Regions from separate parts of the Homo sapiens genome. Here region 1 is linked to region 2. The links are chromatin loops, found by intact Hi-C in ENCODE. Cell type or tissue: heart left ventricle. All regions are shown on one strand.

Region 1 (8,000 bases), 73 kb before region 2:
CAACATAAGCTTAAGAAAACACTCAGTCTTGTTTCTTTCTAGATCAAGGCCTTCAGGCCTTCAATTCCCTCTCCCTATGAAGTGTTTAGGTTTCAGAGACAAACCATTAGAAGCAAAAAAGGCAAGATACTTTAAAAGATAGCAATGCAGATACAGAAACAGATCAACCATTACTTCAAAAAACCTAAAGCCAAAAACAGAAAATTCAGCTAACATTAAGGGATACTGGCTAGCAGAATAGCCAAAAAGGTCCTAAGAGTGCTAAATGATAAGTACTATTCAAAGTCTAACTCTTTGATTGTAACCACATGAGTCACATTAGCCTTTCTAAGATATCTATATCTCATATCTATATATCTATATCTAGATGTGAGATCTAGATATAGATATGAGATATAGATATCTCAGGAATATATATATGTAGTTACATACAGATATATAGATATTTCAGATATCTATAGCTCATAGATATATAGATATATATTTGATATATCTAAATATATAATACCTGTTATTTTTAAAGTTTTTGAACAAAATATATAAATACATATAGATATATCTAAATATCTAAATGTATATTTTTAGACACTTAGATATTTATGTATTTAGCTATATTTATCTTAAAATCTATTTTAAACATTTATATATTTATATATCTAAAATACATATTTAGACATTTATATATTTATCTAAAATGTATGTAGATATATATACAGTCAATGTATATCTAAAATATATGTTTTTAGACATTTATATATTTATATATCTAAAATGTATATATTTAGATATACATACATCTGATATATATCTAAATATATATTTTTAGATACATCTATGTATGTATAGATAAAGATATATAGATTTTTTAAAAAGCTTTATTTAAAAATAACAAACAGAAAACAAGTCATAAATTCACCACTCAACGAATTTTTACAATGTGAACACTCCTGGATAACTAGCATCTAGATCAAGAAACAGATCACTCCATCCCCACGGAAATTTCCTTGTGCACATTTCCAGTCACTTTCCAGGTCACACTCTGCCCAAATGTAACCACTCATGACATCTTACACAGTAGGTTTGTTTAGCCTGTCCTAGAACTTTACATACATGGAATCATGCAGTATGTACTACAGTTACGTGCCACGTAACAACATTTTGGTCAACAATAGACCATATGTATATCATAAGATTATAATACTGTATTTTTACTGCACTTTTTCTATATTGAAATACACAAATACCAGTGTGCTATAATTGCCTATAATATTCAGTACAGGAACATGCTGTACAGGTTTGTAGCCTAGGAGCAATAAGCTACACTATCTAGGCTAGGTGTGTAGTAGGTTATGCCATCTAGGTTTGATATGAGATCTATATATCTATATATTGATACATATACACACATAACTGCAAAGGATACTCTATATCATTAGAAGAATGACAAAATCCCCTAATGGCATATTTCTCAGAACATATCCCTATTGTTGAGTGACACATGACTATATTTTGTGCGTTGTTTTTTTAAACTCAGCATTCTATTGTAGAAGGATATTTGATTAGATTTTTCATTACTAGAAATGTACTCAATGCCCAATTAATATATGCTGAGCATATGCATTGCATTGCAATTTTCCTCTGTAAAATACACTCACATTAGTGTTTATCAGATCTTCTCATTTGGTTTGGATTATGCATCTAATGTGATGATTTTGTTTTGTGTGTTAATTCTAAACTCTGTAGCACTGGCAACCCATTATCTGCAAATTTTTAAGTACATTTCTTCACTCTTCTGTCAAATCATTTTAGAAAATTTGATATTTTAAAGTCTAGTACAAAACATTATATTAACTTGGCCAGGCGCAGTGGCTCATGCCTGTAATCCCAGCACTTTGTGAGGCCAACATGGTGAAACCCCGTCTCTACTAAAAATACAAAAATTAGCCTGGGTTGGTGGCGGGTGCCTATAATCCCAGCTACTCAGGAGGCTGAGGCAGGGGAATCACCTGAACCTGGACGGTGGAGGTTGCAGTGAGCCAAGATCACACCGTTGCACTCCAGCCTGGGTGACACAGCAAGACTCTTGTCTATTAAAAAAAAAAAAAAAAAATTGTTAACCTCTTGCTCCAGGAAGAATGTAGGAAGAACTAAAATTTATTATTGTTGCCAACAGTCCAGAGTTGTTTTTTGTTTTGGTGTTTTTTTTTTTTTTAAACAGCCTTTGCCCAACATTTAGTTCTCTGCTTTACGCTTGCCATTTCTACCTCATATCCACATTATTCTCAAGCTAGCTCAGATTCTTTCTTTTAGAACAAAAGTAGTTATGATGTATTACAATGAATTTATTTTATGTATTACCTCCTCCTGGGTAAATAAAATGAAAAATTAAAAAAAAAAAAAATGAACCTGGTGTGCAAAGGACTCTCCAAAGCAGCAATTCACCATTGGGCGGAATTTCAGATATTGATATGGTTAGGCTCTGTGCCCCCACCCAAATCTCATCTTGAATTGTAATACTTATAATCCTCACATGTCAAGGGAGAAACCAGGCGGAGGTAACTGAATAATGCGGGTGGTTTCCCCCATGCTGTTCTCATGATAGTGAGTTCTCACAAGATCTGGTGGTTTTATAAGGGGCCCTTCCTGCTTCGCTCGGCACTTCTCCTTCCTGCCACCTTGTGAAGAAGGTGCCTTGCTTCCCCTTCACCTTTCACAATGATTGTACATTTCCTGAGGCCTTCCCAGCCATACTGAACTGTGAGTCAATAAGCCACTTTAAATTACCCAGCCTCGGGTGTTTCCTTATAGCAATGTGAGAATGGACTAATACAGGCATCATAATCTAAGATACGTAGATGCTCAGGTGCAGGGGAAAATTTCTGGACACCTCAAATCCATGTTGTCAGCATATATGTTGCATTTATAATTGAATTGGAACTGGTCCATTGAGTACTGGTTTTAACACAACTCTATGCTTGAGAATAATTTCATCTTTATGATAAATGATTTTAATATTTGAAGAGTTTCCATTAGTATTTTTAGCCAGGGCTGGATGGGATCAAGGACTAAAGGAACAATGGACCAAAACAGACTTCAGAAATGAACTTGTGTCATTCTTAAAATCTGAAATTACTCCTTTCTCAGAACACGGGCCCTCTCTATCATATTCCCATTCTGCACCTTCATTTGAGTGGGAAAATCTACACAAAACAAAAAGATCTAACACAAAACAGACTTTATGCCTGCAAGAGAAGTCTTCCTGTCTTCTTCAACTACTGTCTTCCTATTGTAACCATAATTGGTTCAAGTTTTCCCCATAGACAAATATGTTGCTAAGTTATACAACAGAAAATGGAAAATGACTATTAGATTTTATTTTCCACAAGATAAGAAGATAAACTGATAGTGTAAAGGATCAAGTAGGATTAAAAAGTCTTTAAAAAATTGATTTAGCTTGTGATTTACTTGATAAGATCATAGTATTTGATGGTACAAGTGTCATCCAGAGGTGGCTTTCCACATTTTCTCTCTCTCATGCCCATGGCTTATCTGCCATATAATTCTTTTTTCTACGAGGCTGACAGTTCCTTAGAATTCTTCATACAGCTCTATGGGTGGCTCCTAATAACTATCTGAAGTAGGTATATGAAATAAAAATGCTTTGCCATTCTTAATCTAGAAACCCTAAAACCAGGTAATACAATAACCCTGGCATCTTAAATGACTCAGTGTAGATATGTTAACATGTACATTCTCCTTAATTGATGTTTTTAGAGCTACTTAAGAATAGAAGACAATAAAAAGCAGTGATAGGGAGGTATAGGAAGGGACAAACTGGAAACGCCTGAGACCCTATTAGAGGTTGTTACAACTGCATTCTAAACAGCAGCTAAATTAGATCAGATATCTTGGAAATAATGTACAACAATCATAGTTGAGAGAAAAGTAAGCTAGTATTTAGAAAAACAAAAAAAGTGAAATTTATTTAGCTGATTGAATGTAAAGACTTTCTTATTTCAGAATTTTAAGTAAAAAAAAGTATAATTTTTAAGTTAAACATAATATTTTCAAAAAACAAGATATGTAAATCAGTTCAATTAATTCAGATGACAAAACAGAGCATTGGGGAAATAACAAATTTTCTAGAGAAATGTCTTAAAACAACAGTGTTCCAAATAATTTATGTATATAATTCACTCTCAAGGAAGTGGAGCATAGCTTCCCTCTCCTTTAGAGTAGGCTGTGCTTTGTTACTTCTTTCTAAAGTGTACAGTATAAGAAGAGGAGGAGGGATAACTTTGCAGGAGGGAAAGCTGACACACACATGCTACTTCAGGCAGGTGATCAAGGTCAACATCAACAGTGGTAAGCCATATTGACAGTGTGAACCCTTGATAGGAAGTGATAAGATTGGCACTTGACCTCTGTGGTCTTCCTCCCAATACTCATAACCAAATTCTAGTCATGAGAAACACATCAAACACATTAATATTGAGGGACATCCTACAAAAAACCTTACTGATACTCCTTAATACTCAACTCAAGGTCATCCAGAACATGGAAAGTATGAGAAACTGTTTCCAGAAGACATGAAACTGGTACAAGGAAACAGAACAACTAAATGCAATGGTTAGGATCCTGGGTCATAAAAAGGTCATTAGGTAAAAACTAGGGAAATCTAAATAAAGTATAGTTTTTAATGAAAAATAAATGTATCAATACTGCTCGACTGTGAGAAAGTAACATACAAATTTTCTTTACTGTCTTTACAATTTTTACATAAATCTAGAACTATTTTAAAATAAAATTTTCCTAAAAAAGAAAGAAATAAACAAGAAGCCCTTTTGTTGGCAATGTAAACCTCACAGCCGTGCTTGGGAATGACAACCTTGGAGATATAAATCACTGGAACACCTCAATACAGACTGGTGTAGGCTTTCCCTTTTGGAAGTCTTTAAAGAAATAAGCTATTTCTCTCTAGGAATTCCTTAGTGTACTGCTGTCTTAAGATGGATAGGTTGGAATCCAAAAGCTCTGATGCCCTCTGGCTCCACTGTTTTATGAGTCTGTAATTTAGTTAATGATATTGGATATCAATTACCTATGGGTAAACATAATTTCCATTCATATTAACATTCTCACAGAGGCCTAATTTCTTTCAGACCTGTGTTGAATCATGCATTCATGTGATAATAGTATAAAAAGCTTTATTCTCATCAAGCTATTCTAAATGTTTTACTGTCTCCAACTGTACGAAGGAGTCAGGCTTGTTTAGCATGTGTTGCTTTCCAGATAATTTTATAATGACTGTTCCTTAGCACTTAGTTATCTTCCATGTGCTAGCAAATTAATATTAATGTTTACACTAAGTTCTCCTGATTCCCTCCTCTCCCCGCTCCCCACCCCCCCCCACCAAAAACGTGCAGGTAAGAGGGAATGTACAGACATGATGGAAGAATCTGCACATTTACTCTTATATAAATCTTTTTCCCCATAATTATAGGAGGTCCAGTGCTTATATACACTTGTCTCTAGAGTAACATTCTTTTGTTTAAGTCTCTAAACAAGATTAGAAAAGTGGAAAGGAAATCACATATCTCTTTTGTAGCCATAAATGAAACACTGGAACTAAGCCATAAAAAATACCAAGGCAATTTTTTTATTTTGTTTTGTTTTGCTTTGTTTTGTTTTGCTTTGTTTTGTTTGTATCTGGGACTTAATCCATTTTCTCCTCCATCACAACCTCTATACTTATTCTGTCCCACATTCTTCCCTCCCTCAGCAAGTATGTATGTGTGTATATATATATATATATATATTTTTTTTTTTAAATCATAGTTAGCTTTCATCTTCTGTGCCTTGTTCAAGCAAAAGCCCGTAAAGTTCCTTTAAGGCAAGCTGCTCCTGGGGAAAAGTCATGCTTCATACCTTCATTAGAGTGTTGAACACGCCTTGAACGCTTAATAAACTTCAGACAGTAAGATCAGTATAATTTGTATAAGGAGCAAGTAGATGAACCACGGAAGGATTTGGCTAACTGCAGTAAACTGGAGGTCCCCAAGGTCCCCAAATTTCTCTCTCTGTTTTCTCTGACCACTGTTAAATTTCCTTGAGTGGACTGGCCAGGCTGAATTGCAAGGTTGTAAATGAATCCCTTCCTTCCCCTTGAACTTGTTAAGCTCTCCCGGCTTCTCCCACTTTGTCTGGCAGGCTGCTCCACATCTTAATGACTTTTTGCAAGAAACAGAACCTCCTAATATCTAACACTCTGCCCTGTCATCTGCTGTTAGGCAAGCTTGCTTCTGAAGCTAATGACTTGAGGTTTCTCTTTCTTACTCTTTCTCTTTTGATTAAGTTTCCAGCCCATAGTGGAAAAGGAGAGGATATGATGAAGGGAGCGAGAAAAGTGAAGAGAGGACAGGGTGGGGGGCGGGAGGAGAGAGAGACAGAGAGAAGAGAAATGCTATAAATATGGGCCAGTACCTAATTATAATTCGAGACACTGGCAATTTAATAAAAACAACTCCTCCAGAATGCAGCCATAAGGAAAGAGTTTCCACAATCTGTTCATCTGCATAATTAGTGATTCAGGACCTGGGAACAGTTGGAACATTGCTGAGGAAGGCCCAGGTCACATTATTGATAACATAAATAACAAAGATACAGATTTCCCCAAACTACAAACATCAGAATGTAACGAACAACAACCTAATAGGAGCACAGAAAACAAACAGAAAGCAGATAAACTCTGGAGCCGGGCAGGCACAAGACTGGAGTCAAGCACATCATTCATCAGTCTAAATACCCTCAGGTTTCTTGGAGTCACCTAAAAACAAGAAAATGGGAAATCCTCATTGGTGATGCTTTCTGCAAGGATGTGAGCCTACAGCTGTGAATATGCATGTTCCACGAGGCAGACACAGTCTTTATGCTTTACACATGGGAACATAATTCGTCTTGAAAAAAAATTTGCATTGCTAAAGTTAGTTATTTAATGGCACAGGGGAGACCTGGCAAGTGAGTGCTAGAGACATGGTTTTCAGTTTAGAACTCAGCTGAATTCTATATAAGAGACTGATAAGTATATTTAATTCCTTTAAACATGTGTTAATTACATGCCCCCTTTATAAAATGATGTGCATTCTTATTGGCAATTTGAGAAGGGCTATCAGAACCACAAGAGCAGGAATCCTCTGTTTTTTATTCTGTATTTCCAGCTCTCACCATGGAGCTGAGAAGACAGGACATGCAGTTCACATTTGTTGACAGGCTGCCAAGAGAAAAATGCAGCAAATTAAAAATAAGAGGAGGTTAAGAATCACTCAAACTTTAGCTACCCAAATACAATCATTGGTGTTCAAGTCTAGGGCATAAACTTTATGCTGATGGAGATACAATTTCCAAATACTTCAAACCAAGTATCAGCTACATGGAAGTTGTAGATACACAGACTATTCAAGATTTAAGAGTTGCAGCTTAATCAGGCTAAGGTGTGTGTGTGCACATACACTATAAGCCCTGGCAAATTTGAATGCTTTGTGTCTTCAGTCAGTGTGAGACCTTCCTCACCGTGTGAACAAAGAACTGTCTTTGAGCCCAAACAGATGGGTGACAGCAGAAGAGACAAGGAAAGAATTTTCCACGCATATACCTCCGCCATGCATGACTGTCCCTAGGGTAAATATGTGAATAGTTTCAACTTTTAACAATAGAAAGGAAAATAGTAATACTTTTTAAAAAGTATATGTGGCTTTGTGCTTTCAGGCTTTAAAAACCACACACATACCTGCGGTTTTGAAATATCCTTAAGACACCAAAGGGGATGATCCTGTCTGACTGGGTGAATGAAATAAAAGAAAGACTGTCCTTTCAGTGGGAAATTAACCTATTCAAGCAGGGCTGTAATAATTGCACATTTGGTTGTTGAAGAATAGAAGGCCTTTAAAGTCTAAACTTGCCATTATCTAAAAATGGAAAACAATCAGAGGAATTTGCACATT
Region 2 (8,000 bases):
TCAGCAGCCATCAACATCAAGGCAAGACCCTCCACCAGCAAAGATTGTCACTCACTGAAGGCTCAGATGATCGTTCACATTTTTACTGATAAAATATTTTAAAAATAAGGCATGTGTAGTCCCAGCACTTTGGGAGGCTAAGGCAGGTGGATCACTTGAGATTAGGAGTTCTAGGCCAGCCTGGCCAACATGGTAAAACCTCGTCTCTACTAAAAACACGAAAATTAGCTGAGCATGGTGGTGCATGCCTGGAATCCCAGCTACTTGGGAGGCTGAGGCACAAGAATTACTTGAACCTGGGAGGTGGAGGTTGCAATGAGCTGATATGGTCTCAAAAAAATTAAAAAAAAAAATAAGGCATGCACTTTGTTTTTGGGTATAACACTATTGCACATTTAATTGACTATAGTATAGTGTAAGCATAACTTTTATGTGCCTGCGGAAAACAAAAAAATTGTGTGACTCATGTTATTGCAATATTGGCTTTATTGTGGTGATCTGGAACCAAACCTACAATATCTTTGAGGTGTGCCTGTATTGAGTCTTTTACTCTTCAACATTCAGCAGGGCATACTGAGCCTAGGAATCGCTCTTTAGGCCCAGCTCCTGTTGGGTTGACTGGTGAAGTATAAACAGTTCTTTCTAGCCCTCCAACTCCTCAACATGTACCCAAAGTTAAGTCATGAGAAATAATATTCAGGAAGCATTTCCTGAAAGACACAGGATTCATCATTTTAGCCCTGCTCTAACCCAGCACAGTGGAGTTTGAATAGTTGGGCCCCTCTAGAATTACTATGTTTCCTAAATTTAATTTTATGGCCTAAAATTTTATTTTATGGCCACCAAGTATGGCAACAGGGTACAATTCCACTGTGCCCCTTCACACGGACAAAGATGTGAATAGTGTCCTTTGGAGCTGTTCAACAGGTAGTCCTGTCTATAGGATGGTTCCATGAACATCAGCCTAGAATTTACTAGAAAGGTTATGAGCCTGTCTCTTATTCCTTCATTCTGTATAAGGATTCACAAAAGAGAACTCCCTCAGGCTTCAATGCCTGGAGCAATGTGCTTTTCCAGATTAGTTGTTATACCTCCAGGGCACAATGTAACATCTGTTTGACATTTTTGTATAGTTTTTTTTTTTGGAAATTCAGAGAAAGTTCTATATAGACTTTCAATAATTACAAAATTACATGGCATACATTTGTTATATTATTATTCCCTTTAATTATTCCTTTATCTCGATAAACTCATTTTCATCTTTTAAAAAAGTTAAAAAATTATTTAGCCTTCTCATATTCTTTTGGAATAAGTTAAAAATAAAATAATGCATAAAAGTAAGGTGTTCATTAATTTTTAACTTAAAGCAGTATGTATTTTTTTATATTACAGAAGCAACACATAATTATTATAGAGATATTAGATAACACTGATTATCTAAAGAGCATCAAAAGAGAAAATAGATGATCAAAGATCATCAAAAAGAAGAAAGTAGAAAATACATATAATTCCAAACCCAGGTATTTACTATTTGGTAGCTTGTTTTTTCAACACATCAATAGAGAAAATGCATTTTCCATGTTCTTTTGATGTGTACATAGTATATCTGTTGATTAATTTTTGAGTAGTATATTGTATTCTATTGCATGTATATACCTAAGTATAATTAATTGTCTATTAATTTGGGGCTTTCAAAATGTTTCATAATGTTCACTGTTATATACAGTATTACAATGAACATCTTCGAAGCTAAATCTTTAAAAATATTCTCAATAGTTTCATTTTAATAAGCTAGATTAATTTTAAAAGTATTAAAATAATTATAGATCTGATACCAATGAAGATCAACTCAATCAAGTCAGTCTCTCTCTCTCCCGCCCCTGCTTTTTTTTTTTTTTTTTTTTTTTTTTTGAGATAGATTCTCACTCTATTATCCAGGTTGGAGTGCAATGGCACAATCTCAGCTCACTGAAACCTCTGCCTCCCGGCTTCCAGCGATTCTCATGCCTCAGCCTCCCGAGTAGCTGGTACTACAGATGCCTGTCAACATGCCCCCCTAATTTTTTTTTTTTTAGGAGAGACAGGGTTTTGCCATGTTGGCCAGGCTGGTCTGGAACTCCCAGCCTCATGTGATCCGCCCAAAGTGCTGGAATTACAGGTGTGAGCCACCACACCCAGCCAATGTCTCTACATCCATCTCTTTGATTTTACTCTTGACCAGTATTTCTCAAACGTCCTTTTACTTGAAGAAAAAAAATTTATGACTTCAATCCTTCTAAGTCACTTTTTGAATCACACAGCTTCTTATATATTTACAAATATAAAAGCAGGAATGAATCCATATGCTACAGATATTGGTGAGTTGCAGTTGTGGTCTCTGAAAGGTGGTATCCATGTAGTCACATTTTTCAAAATAAATAAAAGATCTGCTGAGTTTGATGAGGTTTAAAAAGGTATGAGTCCTATCCAGGACTATGATTTAGTCCTCACACATAGTCTACTAGCCCTTATAACCTTTTAAAAAATGTATGATTAATAAAACATTTTTCATTGACTTATTCCTGGAGCTTTGCTTCCATTGAGACCACCTGGGGCTTGGAGCACCCAGATTCTCTAGTGAGCTGATCTGAATGCTATGCCTTCAAATTGCCTACCTGAAGCCTCCACCCCTTCCTCAACTAAAGGATGAAAATCGAAGCCAGAAGTTCAAAATACACCTCTGATTTTGAAGAGGCTGTTGGGATTCTTAAATAACAACAAAAAGTAGTTTGGTGCTCTTCTCTGCACATGCTACAGTAAGCCTTTAGGGGAATGTTCTGAGAGTGATTACTGTCGTGGTAAGCAATGGTTTTTGTAGGTGCTGGTTTGTGGGGTGATTACTTGGGCTTAATCTCTTTCTCATGGGTAAATGTGAAGCCTCTCCAGTTCACATTTGTTATTCAGGCAGAAATCAACTGAAATTTGTCTATAAGAAGATATTGGGCTGGCCCCTGTTTTGCCTCTTAGCGCCCTTCCTTACCTATCCTACATGCAAGCTCCCCACTGGGAAAGGGCAGCTTCCTCCATGGGATCTGTCTTGTATCTTGTCTCCATATTGTTGCTGGGAAACCTCTTCTTGAAGTCAAGTGATAAAGTTGCACTTCTGTTTCCAATGGCGCCCGTCCAGCCCGAAGTGAGACTGGCTGCTTTGTGAGAGCTTCTCAACTGGGTCGCCAAGCACAGTAGTGCAGCTGGAAAGTGTTTTCTCACTGTTGTGCCCCAAGACTGCGGTTAGTTTCAAATTCCTATGAATGTGACTAAAAAATGTTTGTGTTTTAGCCACAATCACTAACAAATTACACTCAGCTATTCAACGCACAGACCAAAAGAGAGCCTGACCCCATTATCAAAACTCAAACCCAGATGGTGAGGAGTCCCAGCCTAATGAGGGCCTCTCAGTCATTTCAAACAAATTTCTTGTCAATCATGCCACATTGCATATGGGGGTCTTCTTTCAAAGACATCCAAGTTTGAGGACTCAGAGGCTTTCCACGGCTAAGCAATGCCTTCCTCCTAAAATTACTCATTTTTCAAGAGCTTTGAGAAAATCCTCTTCTCTCCTTTTCCTCCCTTCCTTCCCTAAAAAGAAAAAAAAAAATCTATCCTGTCTACACTAGACAACTTTATCAGACTCAAATATCAAAATTGGAGCAGCCAGAAAGTCTGAACTACATTCTTGGCTCACTCATCAGGGAAAGAAAAAAACAAAATGAACTCAGAAGAAAAAGAAAGACAATATCAAAAAGCTTTATTGAATAGTCTTCTGAATGTAAAATAAATTTACCAGAAACTGTAATTCCAGGATCCAATGCTCACTTTGATTGCAATAAAGAGTTAGAAAGAAAACCACACTGTTGTCTGGAACTTGACAAAGGTACAAAGAGAATCCCCTGTTTTTCCATCTTTCTAGATGAGATGCAGAATTTTGCCCTCTGCCCAAAAGGCTTTGGCCTTACAGGTCTGTCTTGACCCTGTGTTTGCTCCTGTTCCATTTGGTTCTTTCCTTACTCTCAGTGAATCAAAGCCTGACCTCTCCTTGGCTTTTTCTCCTTTCTCAATACTCCATGCACGCTTCTCTGACTATGAAGTGTCGCCCCTGATGTTCTCTCTGGCATCTCTTGCAGGCTGCCATGCTTAGTGGTAAATTCCCTCCCCTGGAGAGGCAGTCACAGCTGTGTGTCCTACGAAAGGACTGAGCTGCTTGCTGCGTGCAAAGTAGAAGAAAACCAGTGTAAATCGCAGTCCTAATTGCCCATATGGGAGATTTGCAAAGAAGGAAGTGAGTACAATGAAAGAGCAGGGCAAGTCGTAAGCAGAAGGCTGAGACCGGAGTGCTGAGGGAAAAGCAGCCACCATATCAAGAAGTTCAGAAATTGTTTCTGCTACTGCTGCTGAGGATTCAAAGAGGGTTTTAGAATAAAACAAAGTCCGCTGGTGTGAGGACTGAACTCCATTTTCTGTGTGAGTCTGAGTAAAGAGAAAGATAAACAGAACCTTTCACCGATAGGCATATTTTAGAGTTCAAGTGTGACATGATGTGTCCAAAATAGATTCCACATGATTGGAGCAGATCCAGAATCCCAGTCCCTGAATAGCAATCAGTGTTGGAAGCTAAGAGCCGGCATCCACTATCATCACATGAAACATGGAAGAAACGGCAAATCCTATACAGCTGTTAGTGAGTAAGGACAAGCCATACATGGAGCTGTATGCTATGGGCACATTTTCTTAAATTACACAGCTTATTTTAAATTGAGGGTCTATTTGACTTTTTACATGTCTTTTAATGAATACCCAGACTTTACAAAACTTTCTTTTCATGAATTTTCCTTTCAAAGAAGGAGAGTTATGCTCTTTGCAATATTCAATCCAGGCAGAACTAATGACCCAAGGGCTTCATGCTAGTTTATTTTCATAAAAAGCTCCCCTTAATTTGAAATCACATAGGGTTCCAAGAATCTCAGAAGACAGAGGCCAAAAGTCCAGGGCCCTATATGACTTCGTCATGAAGAAGGCTGAGAGATGGTGGGAAGCTTCACTTTCAGGACCAGGTAGACTGTCCTATGTGGTCTGTCACTCTCTGACAATTTTCAAATAGGAGAAGAGGGGAGGAAAAATTGAAGAAGAAAGGAGGCAGGGAGTGAGAAAAAGAAGAGGAAAGAGAAAATGAGGCACTAGAAGAGAGATGAGGTTCATGGGACTCAGACATTTTCTCTTCTATTTAAGGACAACTATTTTCCTTTAAAATAGTCACCAGAAGGCCTTCAAGATCAGTCCCTCCCATGTGGCTAATGTTTAGAACATTTAAGAAATCTTTAAAACTTTTATAATTTGAGAGGGTCAGTTGTAGGTCATTTTCCAGCACACACACACACACACACACACACACACACACACACACACAAATCTAAAGGGCTCTTGTTGCTAAATGCATGTTTGTGAGAGATTGTCAATCAATGAACGATCCCTTGTGCCATGTTTTTTGGAGCCATACTACTATCAAAGTAAGAAAAGTAGCAATAAATGAAGAATCAAGCACTTATGGAGAAATGGCTGGTACAGCCATGTGCTACAACTGTACTCATACTGGCTAGGAAGTCAGCATCTGACCTCAAACCAAAATGATAGGAATTAGACAACTGGATCTTTCCTTTTGTGTTAACTTTCCCTTCATTACTTCAGTGTCCCCATATGTATTTGAAATTCTGTGACTGCTACTTTAGCACATCATGGACTGTTTGTGTTTACAGATATTTCTCTTTGGTTATACAATTGCCCCTTAAACAACACAGGTTTGAACCATGCCAGTCCACTTATATTGTTTGTTTGTTATTTTTCAACCAAATGCTAGATGGAAAAGATACAGTATTCATGAAACCTGCCTATGTAGATGCAAGTTCCACAGGGCTGACTGTGGGACTTGAGCATGCACAGATTTCGATATACAAGGGCAGTCCTGGAAGGAATCCCCCATGTATACTGAGGGACCACTTTATTAACCTCAATTGTCCTTTAGTATCTTAAAAATAGATCAAAGCAGAGGTTGGCAGTTTAGAATGTCTACAGGTTATTACTAAAATAGAGTGAAAAATAGAGGGAAAAAATGACAAGGCTCCTTCTCTCTTCATATGATGGTATGAATGATGCAAATCTTAACAACACAAAGAAAGAGTCCTTCCAGAAAGATTTCTGATGACTTTGGAGCTTTACTTTTTTCATTATACTTTGCAGTGCCTGCAAGTACTATAAGATATTTGTTTAAAGAGAGGCTTGTGATGGCCTGCTAGAGTTTAATTACTAAGGTTACAAACAAATAAAGCTTTAGTGTATTGTAAAGCATCGATTCATGGTTTTCACAAATACCATGAAATTACATAATCAGAAAGCTTAGAGCCCAAAGCAACCTTTAAGGATCACCTGGTCTTGTCTCATAGCTTCAGAGAAATCAGGTATTATTTATGTTTGGTAGATAAAGCACCTGAACTTCAAAAAGGCATAGCGTCTTGCTCAATCTCACCCAGTTAGTTTAGGGAATTTGACCTCTTCTCTTTTGCTGCTAATACAATTCTTTGTATGGAATGAAAGTCCAGCCAACCTTAAATCCATAGAGATAGAAAACATATTAGCAGTGTGCAGAGGTGAGAAAACTGTTCCAGAACTAGATACTGGTGGTAGTTGCCTAACATTTGGAATGTACTAAATGCTGCTCAACTGTTCACTTCAAATGGTTAAAATGGTGATTTTATGTGAATTTTACCTTAATTAAAAAACAAAATCAAGAATAACGTATTGCTGTTCACCGTTCATCTTTCTGTCTCCTCTACTTCCTGTCAAGTTCTCTGAGTTCAAGAACTGTGCCTTATGTCACTTTGGCCCTCTAACACCTGGCACCATGTTTGAGAAAGTCTGCTGGACCTCTTCCCCCAAAATCCAACCAGCCACAATAATAAGTATCCTCACACATAGCAAAACCCTTTTTATTGCTGAGTTTATGACATTGCCATAATTTTTTGTCCAGTTTGCCTTACTCCACTGTTGAGTCAGATAAGATTATCTGAGACCTGACTGGAGTTAGCTCACCTCCAAGAGCGTAAATAAAAGAACATATGGTTCGTTGATAGGACCAGCAGTGCCAAGGATAGTGGCCTGCATGAAGTAGATTCTTATTAAATATTTGTCTTAGGGGTGAGGGATGAATCCCCTGGGATCACCAGGAGCTAGAAAGGGATATTTTTTCACAAGAGTACAACCCAGTTTAGGTCCATGAAAACATCAGGTTTGAAGGTCCTATCCCTGTTAGGTCATTTAGACCCCTGCTCATGAGGTAGCCCACAGGCACTATACCAGTCCCATAACCACTAACACTTACCAGAGAAATAAGGTTGCCAAAGCTCAGTCCTATATATTAATACCATCTCAGACAGTGGAGAAAGACATGCATTTGTTGTTTCAATATATATCTGTTCCTCACTATCAATGTTAATCTTCTCATGAAAACTGTCTCCAAATGGAAAGCTATTAATTCAAAAGAAAAAAAGTACTAATTGCAATGGAAAAAGATATAAATGGAATAATACAGTATGTGTCCTTCTGTGAGGGCTTATTTCTCTCAGCATAATACCCTCAAGATTCATGATGTTGTCAAATATCGCAGAACTTTCTTCTTTTCAAAGGCTGAATGAGGCAGAGCACAGTGGCTCACTCCTGTAATCCCAGAACTTACAGAGGCCAAGACACGTGGATCGCTTGAGGCCAGAAGTTTGAGACCAGCCTGGGCAACATGGTGAAACCCTGTCTCTACTAAAAATACAAAAATTAGCCAGGCTTGTTGCCACATGCCTATAGTCACAGGTACTTGAGAGGCTGAGACAGAAGGATTGCTTGAACCCAGAGGCAGAGGTTGCAGTGAGCCAAGATTGCACCACTGTGCCACTGTACACTCCAGGCTAGGCAACAGAGTA

Evidence for each region. Hi-C counts contacts between places; a loop is a spot of excess contacts. Peaks named below come from ENCODE experiments on the same cell type or tissue, not always from the same donor. Only the 100,000 strongest peaks of a DNase experiment are listed, where the experiment ranks them.
Region 1: it touches region 2 in a loop (2.0-fold over the local background); 4 of 110 quality-filtered maps call a loop at or near these places.

The regions. Positions count from the first base shown.
Region 1 is chr9:13,710,603-13,718,602 of GRCh38, forward strand. No RefSeq gene overlaps it. Among named protein-coding and RNA genes, the nearest start is that of LINC00583, 210 kb to the right of the region's middle. In heart left ventricle, no CTCF peak of the experiment used is centred here; no DNase peak of the experiment used is centred here.
Region 2 is chr9:13,783,149-13,791,148 of GRCh38, forward strand. No RefSeq gene overlaps it. Among named protein-coding and RNA genes, the nearest start is that of LINC00583, 140 kb to the right of the region's middle. RefSeq lists an enhancer at 7,942-8,000. In heart left ventricle, no CTCF peak of the experiment used is centred here; a DNase peak (open chromatin) is centred at 3,163; H3K4me3 peaks cover 869 bases; H3K27ac peaks cover 2,999 bases.